2 separate regions of the Homo sapiens genome follow, and region 2 is linked to region 1. Evidence: chromatin loops called from intact Hi-C (ENCODE). Cell type or tissue: IMR-90. All regions are shown on one strand. Links, peaks and the distances in the headings refer to the core of each region. The heading gives the core; the rest is flanking DNA.

What was found. Peaks named below come from ENCODE experiments on the same cell type or tissue, not always from the same donor. Only the 100,000 strongest peaks of a DNase experiment are listed, where the experiment ranks them.
Region 2: a loop joins it to region 1, with 2.7 times the contacts of the local background. A loop is called at or near these places in 1 of 110 quality-filtered maps.

The regions. Positions count from the first base shown.
Region 1 is chr10:59,385,816-59,391,206 of GRCh38, forward strand. No RefSeq gene overlaps it. Among named protein-coding and RNA genes, the nearest start is that of FAM13C, 26 kb to the left of the region's middle. In IMR-90, for the core only: no CTCF peak of the experiment used is centred there; a DNase peak (open chromatin) is centred at 2,246; H3K27ac peaks cover 793 bases.
Region 2 is chr10:59,534,141-59,539,531 of GRCh38, forward strand. LOC107984235 (a long non-coding RNA gene) reads right to left here and starts at 4,657. Exons shown (of 3, transcript XR_001747457.1): 1 at 4,574-4,657. In IMR-90, for the core only: no CTCF peak of the experiment used is centred there; a DNase peak (open chromatin) is centred at 2,201; H3K27ac peaks cover 560 bases.

The sequences.
Region 1 (5,391 bases), core at 1-5,000:
GGAAAATACAAATACACACAAATACACACTGAGATTAAAATATACCAAAAGGTTAAATATAGTACAGCAATAGATAATGTTAGTTTTAACTTTCTTCTTACAATTTTATATATTTGCTATGTTTTTGCAATAAATATGTCTATATACTCAGTATAGTATGTTATTTGAATAAAAAATAAGATAGAAAATTAGATAAATGGTTAGCTCTATGTAATAGTTTAGAAGCAAACTCAGTGTCTAAGAATTTAGCACTCAAGCTCGCCTGCTTATGGACTTTCTATTTAGAAATCTAGATAAAGAAAAAGAACTCTTATCTTTGCCTACCACCAACAGATGGTAATACCTTTACTGGTCCCTTCGGACTTGAGAACAAATGGACTTACACACTATCTTCAGGACGAATCTATTTGTAAGTAGAGGAGTCTCCACACATAGTAAAAGAAGTGCTGCAAATATATGGGAAGTTCTTTTTAAAGAGTACTGATTTTTATGAACAAAAATATTAATCACAGCATTAAAAGTAATGGCAAAAACCGAAATTACTGTTGCTCCAACCTAATAGCAAAAATTTGTAATTCACCTAAAAAATAAGGTAATAATGAAATAGAAATCAATATTATGTATACTCCATCTATTATGAATTATTTTATAGCCATCAATTATATTTTCAATGAATTCTAATGACTTTGGGAAATTATCTCGCTCTCACATCATTTTGAAAAGCTAGGATGCAGAATTATATATATATGCAGAACCTCAACTATATAAATGTATATAGAAAAGAAACTCACAGCTAACAGGATTTCTGTATAGGAGAGTTATGGAGTAAATTTTAATTTATATCACTATTTCCTTTACATTCTATGATTTTTTCAATGAGTATTTATTAGAAGGAAAAATAAAAATCTTTCTTTCTCCTTTTCTCTGTCACCCCCAACCCCACATGTAAACATACAGTCCTGAAGAGAGAAATACAAGGTTTGAATCAAAATAGACTTAAAATAGGAATGAACAACATGCTGATAATCAATCAACCCTAGAGTGAGTCAAATTAAATTATTCTGCTATAAACATTCAAAACCTAACCTTGGTATTTACCTGCACAAAGGAGTCAGAGCCCAGAGCTTGGGGCTAGATGGCAGATAAAAATCGTCATCACCCCAGGCCAATAGAATTGCTTACCCATCTCATATATATTCTTGTCTTTTTTTTTTCTCACAAATAACTGCTCTTATTAAGGTGCAGATTTCTCCAAACAGCAATATTTGGAGCTCCTGTACAGAAAGAAAAAAAAAAGACAGTGAAAAATTTATCTTGAAATTCATGGTAAAAGGAGGATTGGAACCGATGAATCACAATTATTTATGGTTCCTACTTTACCAAGCACTTTGTACCTACATTGGCTGACAACAACAATGTGAGATATGTAGGACACACAGTATTTACTTTTACTTCACAAATGCCCTTAGTTTTTCTGAGCACTCACACCGCTTCTAAGTGGCAGGGCCTGACTTGAAATCTAGTGTCTGAATCCAATCCCATTCACCTTTCACTAAAGTTACTCCTCAAAAACAGACTTAGAGCCTCCAACTAGAAATATATTTATCTTATTCATCTTTAAAAAAGACACTGTATCATGTACAACATCTCCAGGAGTCTTAAAAAATTATAACAGTGTTATGGGTTTGCTTCTAATACTGAGCACCAATGTAGAATGTTGATACTATGATGAAGCACAATTTTGGGAAAGCAGATGTATAGGAGAGTGAATGGGCTGCATATCCATTAGGCAATTTTCTTCTTACCGAATGTCTCTGAGTCTTGAGTTACATTAAGCTCAGGAGTCATGCTTCCTGCCTTAAGGAACACTTTAAGTTGTGAATGACAGAGACCCAATTTAAGCTAGCCTGGGCTAAAAGGAATTAATAGGCTTATTATCAAATTACTGAAGGAGAGACATGCAGTTGGGCCACAAAAACAACTAGAACCAAGGCCCTGACCACAGCCAGGAATCTCTCCTTCTCTCTCTGTGTTATTTCTGCTTCTCTTGGAATTTTAGCTTCATTCTCCCAGACTGGCTTCTTGTGCCTTGCTCGAGTCCTCACCACTGGCAACTCTAAAATGACGTCTTCAACTTCCCCTGTGCCCTCTTCCTTTTTGTCTCAATTTGAAAAATCTTCAAGAGGGACTCTGATTGGCTCAGTTTGAGTCAGGGCCACACTGTGGTCAGGGGAAGAGGGCATTATACAATGAAATGCCCACAAGAAAAACTTGGCTGGAGTAAGGAATGTGTATTAGTCAGCTCAGGCTGACATAAAATACCACAGACTGGGTGGTTTGAACAGAAATTTCTCATGTTTTGAAGGCTAGCAGTCCCCAGTTCAGTGTCTGGGGAGGGTTCTCCTCCTGGCCTGCAGATGGTCACTTCCTTGCTGTGTCCTCACGTAGCCTTTCCTTGTTGCCTTTGTGGAGAGAGAGAGAGAGAGAGAGAGAGAGAGAGAAAGAGAGAGTGAGCAAGCTCTCTTGTACCTCTTATTAGAAGGACACTAATCCTATTAGATCAGGAGTGACCTTTATGACCTCAGCTAACCTTAATTACTTCCTTACAGCCCTCATCGCTGAATACAGCTACATTGGAGATTAAGGCTTCAACATATGAATTTGGTGGCTGGGGACATCAACAGTCAGTACATAACAGGGTGGGTCAGTGATTTTCTAAGGAAGACAACTGCTGCTACCAGAAAAGGGAAGCAGGGCTTGAATGACGAAGCAATAAATGGCCTAAGTACTTGCTGTCAAGCCCTGGACTATAGTCACTCAAAATTTCTTGTTAGATGTGGAAATGTAGATGTTAACAACTGACAGAGATGCAGTGGGGCTAATATTCTCTTATGAAAGACATGGAGACTGACAAGAATGCATCACTCTTGCCTCTGAGCTGAAAGAAGACCTTTGCACCAGCAGGTGGCCCCTCAACAGGTTGTTTGGGTTCTTATTTAGTACACACATGAAAAAGTAAGTTGAGCCTCTGCTCCATACCACCAATTAATAGCGAAAATAGTTTTATACTGGAAAACCTGTAAAGCATCAGATGTCCACCAGTGCCATTAAAATTATAACTGTCAGGAAAGCCAGATAATATTTAAACTGTGCACTCTGATCTACCCTCCAAAATCGATCCATTGCAAAATATGATACGACGTAATTGGTTAAGTTAAAACTTGCCGTATACAAGTATTGGTTACAACACAATTAAATGTTAGGGCAAATCTCATTCTTCCGGAATAGTATCTTCGATATTAAAATGTTGTTTGCATGTGTGTGGCAGGGTCTTGCTCTGTCTCCAAGGCTGGAGGGCAGTGGCACAATCATAGCTCACTGTAACCTCAAACTCCTGGGTATAAGAGATCTTCCTGCCCCAGCTCCCAAGTAGCGAGGCCTACAGGCATGGGCCACCACACCCAGCTAATTTTTAATTTTTTTGTGGAGACTGGGTCCCACTCTATTGCCCAGGCTGGTCTCAAACTCCTGGCCTCAAGCAATCCTCCCACCTCAGCCTCCCAAAGCACTGGCATTATAGTATGAGCCACTGTGCCCAGCCTTGATATTGAAATATTTGATCTGAATCTCTTCTTTTTTGGCAGTAATTACAGGCCTGGTTTGGTTATCCATCGAGGGCACTGCTGATTCATGATAATAAAATCATGACATCTCCATATAAAAAATGTTTATTCTTCTACATGCTATTGAAAGGAGGTGCATCTCTATCTCAACCAAAATAGCTTCAAATCAGGGAGCTTTGAATTAAAAGGAAAATGGACAGAACACACTCCTGAGATGAAAATTGCTATGTGATTAATCAAAATAACATAATGATCAACTCTCACACTTGCAATCATTTTAAGTCTGTACATGTATCAGAAACAAAGAGTTTATTTTAAGCTCATCAACTGAGCCCACAACTGATATCTGTGCCTAGAATCAAAGGCTGAGGAAAAGTGGATAAAAGCACTGAGCTTGCTTCAGTTAGTCCTGAAAGCATTCTCCTCCAGGTGATGATGAGTAAAACAGCATTTATTTGCTCTTTAATTTGGCTCCCAGCCCCCAAAACCCAGAGTTGCAATCAGGAAAGAAGCACATATTTTACATGAATAAGGTAAAATAAATGTGTAATAATAAGGTAATAGATATTACTTTTTAAAGAATAAAGGATGTCCTTTCAAGCAATGAAACATTTTTACTTTAAAGCTTGAGTAATATATATGTTCTTTATAAAGAAAAAAAATGCAGGGTTCTCTTGGGTGTGAGTTATACACAAGCTCACTCTGCATCCACATTTTAATACTAAGCTGTGTAGGCTATTACAGCCTTCCTGGACTTAATCCCTCAAAATGTTCATAGTGATGGAAGAAGCACTTCTATCTTGTGTGTTTGTGTGTGTATCTCTGTGTGTGCATGCTCATGTGCACATGTGTGCATGTGAATATTACATAGCACAGCTTACTCCAAATAAATCCTCAAAATATTCCCACTGAATCTCCAGTGTTTCTATTCTTTACTATCCCCCATATGGTTGAAGAATCCAAAAGTCATAACCAATTCTCAAATATTTTCTTTGAAAACCTACATCCTGGAGGTTGGTTCCCCATCCTGTTTTTATCTGACTCTACTATTTCTTGATATTTCAGTATAAATTTCCAATTTAATATCCCGCCACAAGGACATTAACACAATTGCCAATATACGAGCTGAGCTGTCTTGGAAATGCTCGGTTTTCAGGATGCCATTCAGATAATCCAGACAGTGCTTATATTGGAGGTTTGTTTAATTTTATTTTTAAAAAATTTTAATTGAAATCAGTACAAAGTACTCAAAATTCTCACAGAAAATATATGGACTTTATAGATTATGTTTCTGGACATAGTTTGAAAAACACTGAAATAACCACATTCTGGGTCTAGCCAAATGGGATTCTGCCATTACTTTGATAAAGGTGAACTCATTGGAAAGAAATCTTCCTAAGATGTTTCATCTGGACTGTAAGATTTTCTGTTTGTTTGCTCGTTTGGTCAGCTGTGCAACTAAATAGCTGATTAGCATCTTTAGATACTCAGTGTTTGGACTGTTGAGTTTGATTTCTAAAACTAAACAGTCTGAACCCCTCCTGCCAAGAAGCCATCAAGATCTTAGCTTCATACATCTGGTACCTGCTTCTCATAGGCTGCCCTTATGGCCAAGCATTTTATCCAAACTCAGTTATTCCTACATCAATTTATTAAACCTGAGGGTTTTTATAAGGTGATAAGGAATTTATAATAATATTTAAATTTGACTTAAGCAAAAGGTTTGGATAGTCTTTTCATGTTCTCATTTTCCCCTCTAAACTGGCCA
Region 2 (5,391 bases), core at 1-5,000, 150 kb after region 1:
GAGTTGAACAATGAGAACACACGGACACAGGGAGGGGAACATCACACACCGGGACCTGTTGGGGGGTGGGGAGTGGGGGAGGGATAGCATTAGGAGAAATAACTAATAATGTAAATGACAAGTTGATGGGTGCAGCAAACCAACATGGCACATGTATACCTATGTAACAAACCTGCACGTTGTGCACATGTACCCTAGAACTTAAAGTATAATAATAAAAAAAGGAAATCATGGTTTATTCACTTAGATTGGTCATTATGTATTAAAGCTGAAGAAATTTATATAAAATATACCCTGGAGCTGGTGAGAGTGTAGTTGGAGAGGTGGTGAGGACAGATGGGTACACAGATGATTGAGAGAGAAGGGGCCAGGGGATACAACAGAGAGGGCGAGAAAGAGAGAGGAAAAAAAGCAGAAAGGAAGAAAGAAAATGGGCAAATCACTAAAAACCTGAGCTTAAGGAGAAGAATCATGTTATACTCTGAGCCCACAGACACACACACACACACATACACACACACACAAATACACACACACACACGCACAAACACAAAAGATGCTCTCATGTCTGAGAGGTTTCAACTGTCGATGGAAGGCTTCCTCACTCATGCAGTTTGGGTGACTGGTGGTTCTTCCCCACCATTTCCTGGAAGCCAGACTTCACAAATAAGGCTAAGATCAAAGGAACTCAAGCTTTCACCCTTTATACTTTAGTGGCTTAGAAATGAGTACGCTTTCACCTATCATGTACCTCTCCCTGTCATCAGTCGCTTTCTTTCAGGAATGATGGCACTCTACTTCCTTCTAGAATATAAGCTCCTTAGGAGCAGGGTCATGTCATTTGCAACTCTGCATCCATACTGGTGCTAGCACATAGCAGGCTCTCCATTGACTTATTTAGTAATTTATTCTACAAAAGTTGAACATGCCTACAATGTGCCTGGCCTTCTTCTAAGCCCCGGGTGCAGGACTGTGAGCAGTCACCGCCCTCATGCAGTGCATGACCAGTGGAAGCATGTGTCAGGTTGGTGCTACCTGTTTCCTCCCTCCCTGACACAGAATCCAACTGGGCTTCAGGACATAATTACAACACTTCAAAAATAGATTTAAGAAACTGTCCACTACATACTCACTAGGATGGCTATAAGAAAAAAAGATAGATGATAACAAGCGGGGAATATGTGGAAAAATTGGAACCCCCATACATCGCTGGTGGGAATGTCCAGTGGTACAGCCATTTTGGAAAATAGTCTAGCAATTTTTCAAAAGGTTAAAGATAGAATTACCAATGGCACAGCAATTCTACTCCTAGATGTATACCCAAGGAAAATGAAAACATATGTTCACAGAAAAACTTATACATGAATGTTCATAGCAGAATTAGTCCTAATAGCCAAAAATGAAAACAACCAAAATCTCCATTCATAGGTGAATGGATAAATAAAATGTGGTATACCTGTACAATGGAATATTACACAACCACAAAAATGAATGAAGTAGTGATACATGCTACAATATGAATAAACTGTAAAAATATTATGCTAATGAAAAGAAGTTAGTCACACAGGACCACATATTGTATAATTTCATTTATATGAAACTCCCAGAATAGGCAAAGCAATTGAAACAGAAAGGAAATTAGTGATCGCCTAAGCCTTGGGATAAGTTGGGGAAATAGGGGGTGGTGATAGCTAAGGAGAATGGGACTTCTTTCTAGGGTAATGAAAATGTTCTAAAATTGATTATGGTGATGATGATTACACAAGTCTGTAAATATACTAAAAAACATTTAATTGTATGAATTATATTATCTGCAAATATATCTCAATAAAGCTGTTTTAATAATAGAAAAACTTGTTCAATGAATAAAATATTAGTCTTTGGTTTGAAGGTTGGGTGTTTGGAGTTAGCAGGAAACCTTCTACATGAAGTTTGACAATGATTTTGAGAATCTAAAGCTCCTTTCAACACAACTCAATGGTGTTAGCAAGAGAGTAATTCAATTCATCATAGATTTTTAACGTTTTTAAAAAACTGATAATTGGCATCCCATGACAATAAACTGTCTTTTTTTTTTAATGGCAGAGGCATTAGAAAAAGTCACCAGCTCTTTTTTCAGTAGAAATACAATATCCAAAGTTGCACAGCTGGAGTACATCAATAGACTGAACGTTTTTGCTTCCCTGACAACTGTTAGCAACAATGAGTCAGACAGGAAACAGCTAGCCCTGTCTTTCTGTCCAGCTGGAATACACTCATTAAATAATAGATGACAACAGAAGTAATGTTAGCAATATTTCAGTATAAACCTTAAAGTAAAATAGTAATTTAAAAATCTGTAGTGGATAATGCAATATGTATATTACAGAATAGTGTGTTGGGAGCATATTTGTTTCTACAACAAAAATGCCAATGAAAACATGGGTTTTATCATTTGCAGCATTCTAAAGTTAGTCCATTAGCTGAGTTATGACACTGAAGGTTAGACTAGCTCGGAAGGGAATTGGCCATTTATTTGTGTCCCGACCACAGGCAATCTGCCCTTCCTAGATGATGGGAGAGGAAGAAGCTGTGGCCTGTGGCCTCAAGGGGTCTCATTTCAGTGCCTGGTGTGGCTGCAGCTTTTCAGCCTGCTGGGAGGGATGGTGTTTCATACCCAGGGGCAGGTCAGCCTGAGGAACGCTGTGTGCCCTCACCACATACACTATCCCATTGCAGCAAACCCTTGTAATGTTTACTTTATAGTTTTGTTGATATGATCTCAACACCATTTCCATGTTTTATTCTGACAGGGCCTTGCCCTGGGTTCAGTGTCTGTGTCTGTTGATTTAGACACTTCCATGGTATGCAGAGATCACAAAACTCTCTTTTCTAAAACTAAGGCTGGCTACAACACTAGGTAAACTGGTTCAAATGGCACTCTTTGTTTACATTCAAAATGGGCTTTTGAATGTCAACAAAGAAGTCCTCTCGGGTGGCAATGCTGCACATTTGGCATTATTTCTTTATTTTCTACTATTAGTTCTAAGGAATAAAATCTTGTCCTTGCCACAATCCCATGCAAATAATAGCAGAGAGCCTTATTAGTAATGGAAAGTCAGGATTGATACACCTGGTTGAGATACATTTTGACACAGATCAAAGTCCTCCCTGAGCACTCAGTCAGCTGTATGCTCAAGGGCAAGGCTTTCATCCTCTCTGTTCCTATAAAATGAAGGGATTAAATTACATGCTTTCTAAGGTCCTTGCTGCCTCTAAGGTATTTTTCCTTTAACTCAGCTAGAAATGGCCTCTGTAGAACCCAATCAACTCTGTTTCTCATTAATATGCAAAATTATTATTATGTGAGAAATTGGCTCTTGGTTACTCATTCAAGAGAAATAATCAGAATTCATAGCAAATGGCACTTATCTTATTGCATTTAGGATTTTGGCTTTAATTTGAGACTCCCTTCCCGAAATGCAAAATGAAAGAATTTAAAACAAGCAACAGCTAAAAGATTCCTGGCCAAGAAATTGCTTCGGCAGCATCTTGATTTCTCAACTCATTTTTTTAGACCTTTCTCTGCAGTTGTGTTCTGGCAAATCTGATGGAATCAATATGTCCTTTATGGCCAAACTGTTTTCTGGCTTCATCTAATCATCTGTTCTAGAAAAAGCCATTAAGTCGGTAAAAAGAAGTTGGGGAAAGTTTTACTGCAGAGAATGAGGTGTTTTTTTTTTTTCCAATACAAAACACTGACCCAAGAGGAAAAGTGCGCATGTAGGAGTTTCAGAAATCAAAGTCAAGATCAGTCTTAACCATGAGCAGAGTTAACTGTGGCCCTGTCATGTGTTGGTCTAGTGAAGACTACGACAATAAACTTTTTTCCTCCCTGACTTTCACTCAAAACCTCAGAATACAATAGGAAATATCTCCTTTAGATCAGCAAACATCCCATTTTAAAATATACATTTTCTGGTGAGGTGTCAGAGAGGAAGATGAGCACGCAGGTGAGGAGTTCAGGGCACTGCCGGGAGTGGTGAGATTGCAGTGCTGGGCTTTTGGAAAAATCCCCCAAGAACATCAAACAGCAAAAAAGAAAATATCTCCTGAGACAAATCTCCTCACATTTTGGGTTTCATTTCTTCCTCAATAATCTTGATATTTGTTTTTCATTCCAAACCATCTCATATACTTGTAGGAGAAAGGCAAAGTATGAAATTGAACTATTAACTAGGGCTGGGTGCTGGCTGAAGCAAAAAGATGGCTGCTCTTTCTTAAAGTTGAAAGGAAAAGCCTTTGCCCTTTCTTATTTGAAAAGATTCTGTAGTTGTAAAAGCCTTTTGAGGCCCAAACTTTGAAGAGACAAATTCTGTGTTTTGTTTTGTTTTGTTTTCCTAGCAGATGTGCCTCTAAACAAACCAAAACAACAACCCCTCTTCTTGAGTGGTGGTACCATCTTTCCAGATTCTGCCTTTAAAAAACTTAGACGATAAGCAGAGTAGTAGGAGGCTCAGTCCTTTGATTGTGCTGTATTACAGGCACACCACACAGCTCGGGGCTGTTCTGGGCACAGAGAAGCTCCACTTACCCTGATTCTGCAGAGTGAGGAGGAGTGGCAGCAGCACTGGTTTTCTCCCCTTTCAGAGACGCTTCACTCGCGGAAGTCAGTGCTCAAGCACGCTAACCAGACAGACAGAAAACCTTGGCTGGGTTGTATCCAGCCACTGTAACCCAGGCCCAACCCCTGCAACGTCATCGTTCGCCTCAGCAAGGGGCAGCTTTGGTTCGGAGGAGAGTCAGTAACAGAAACTACAGAAATGGAGCCGATCGACAGCCAGGCCCTTGAGGGATGCTGAGCTGAAGCTACCTAGGATGCTGTAGGCTTCTAGTATGAGACCCTCAGATCTATCGCTGGTACAGAGCCCGTGCGTGAAGACATAATTTGTGTTCTCATCAACTCACCATCTCCATGAAGCCTCCCCAGACCCCTGAAACCCACGTCGATCTCATCATGACTGCCTCCCTTCAACTTTCAGCGCTTTCAGTGTTCATCTCGCCTACTGATGCCAGTTGTTTAGTGTGGCTCACTCAAGGACTTTGAGGGAAAACATCCTGAGCTAGTTTGGGGCCTCGTAGGAAAGAGTCCCATGACGCCATGGCTGAGTAGGGATGTCCACCATGAGCGGACAGGAAGCAGAGCAGTGATATTCCAGCCACATTTCCTGGCAGTGTGCCGATGACATTCTCACTTACCTTAGTTCCCAGTGGGGAGATGAAGTCCTTCAGCTCTAAGGCCATGTATTCTGCCTCTCTTGTACTCTCCCCCAGCGCCCAGCACAGTGCTAGAAACATTTATTTACTTGTTTTGAATTGTCATTGCAAACTTTCAGCAATTCTAGAATCACT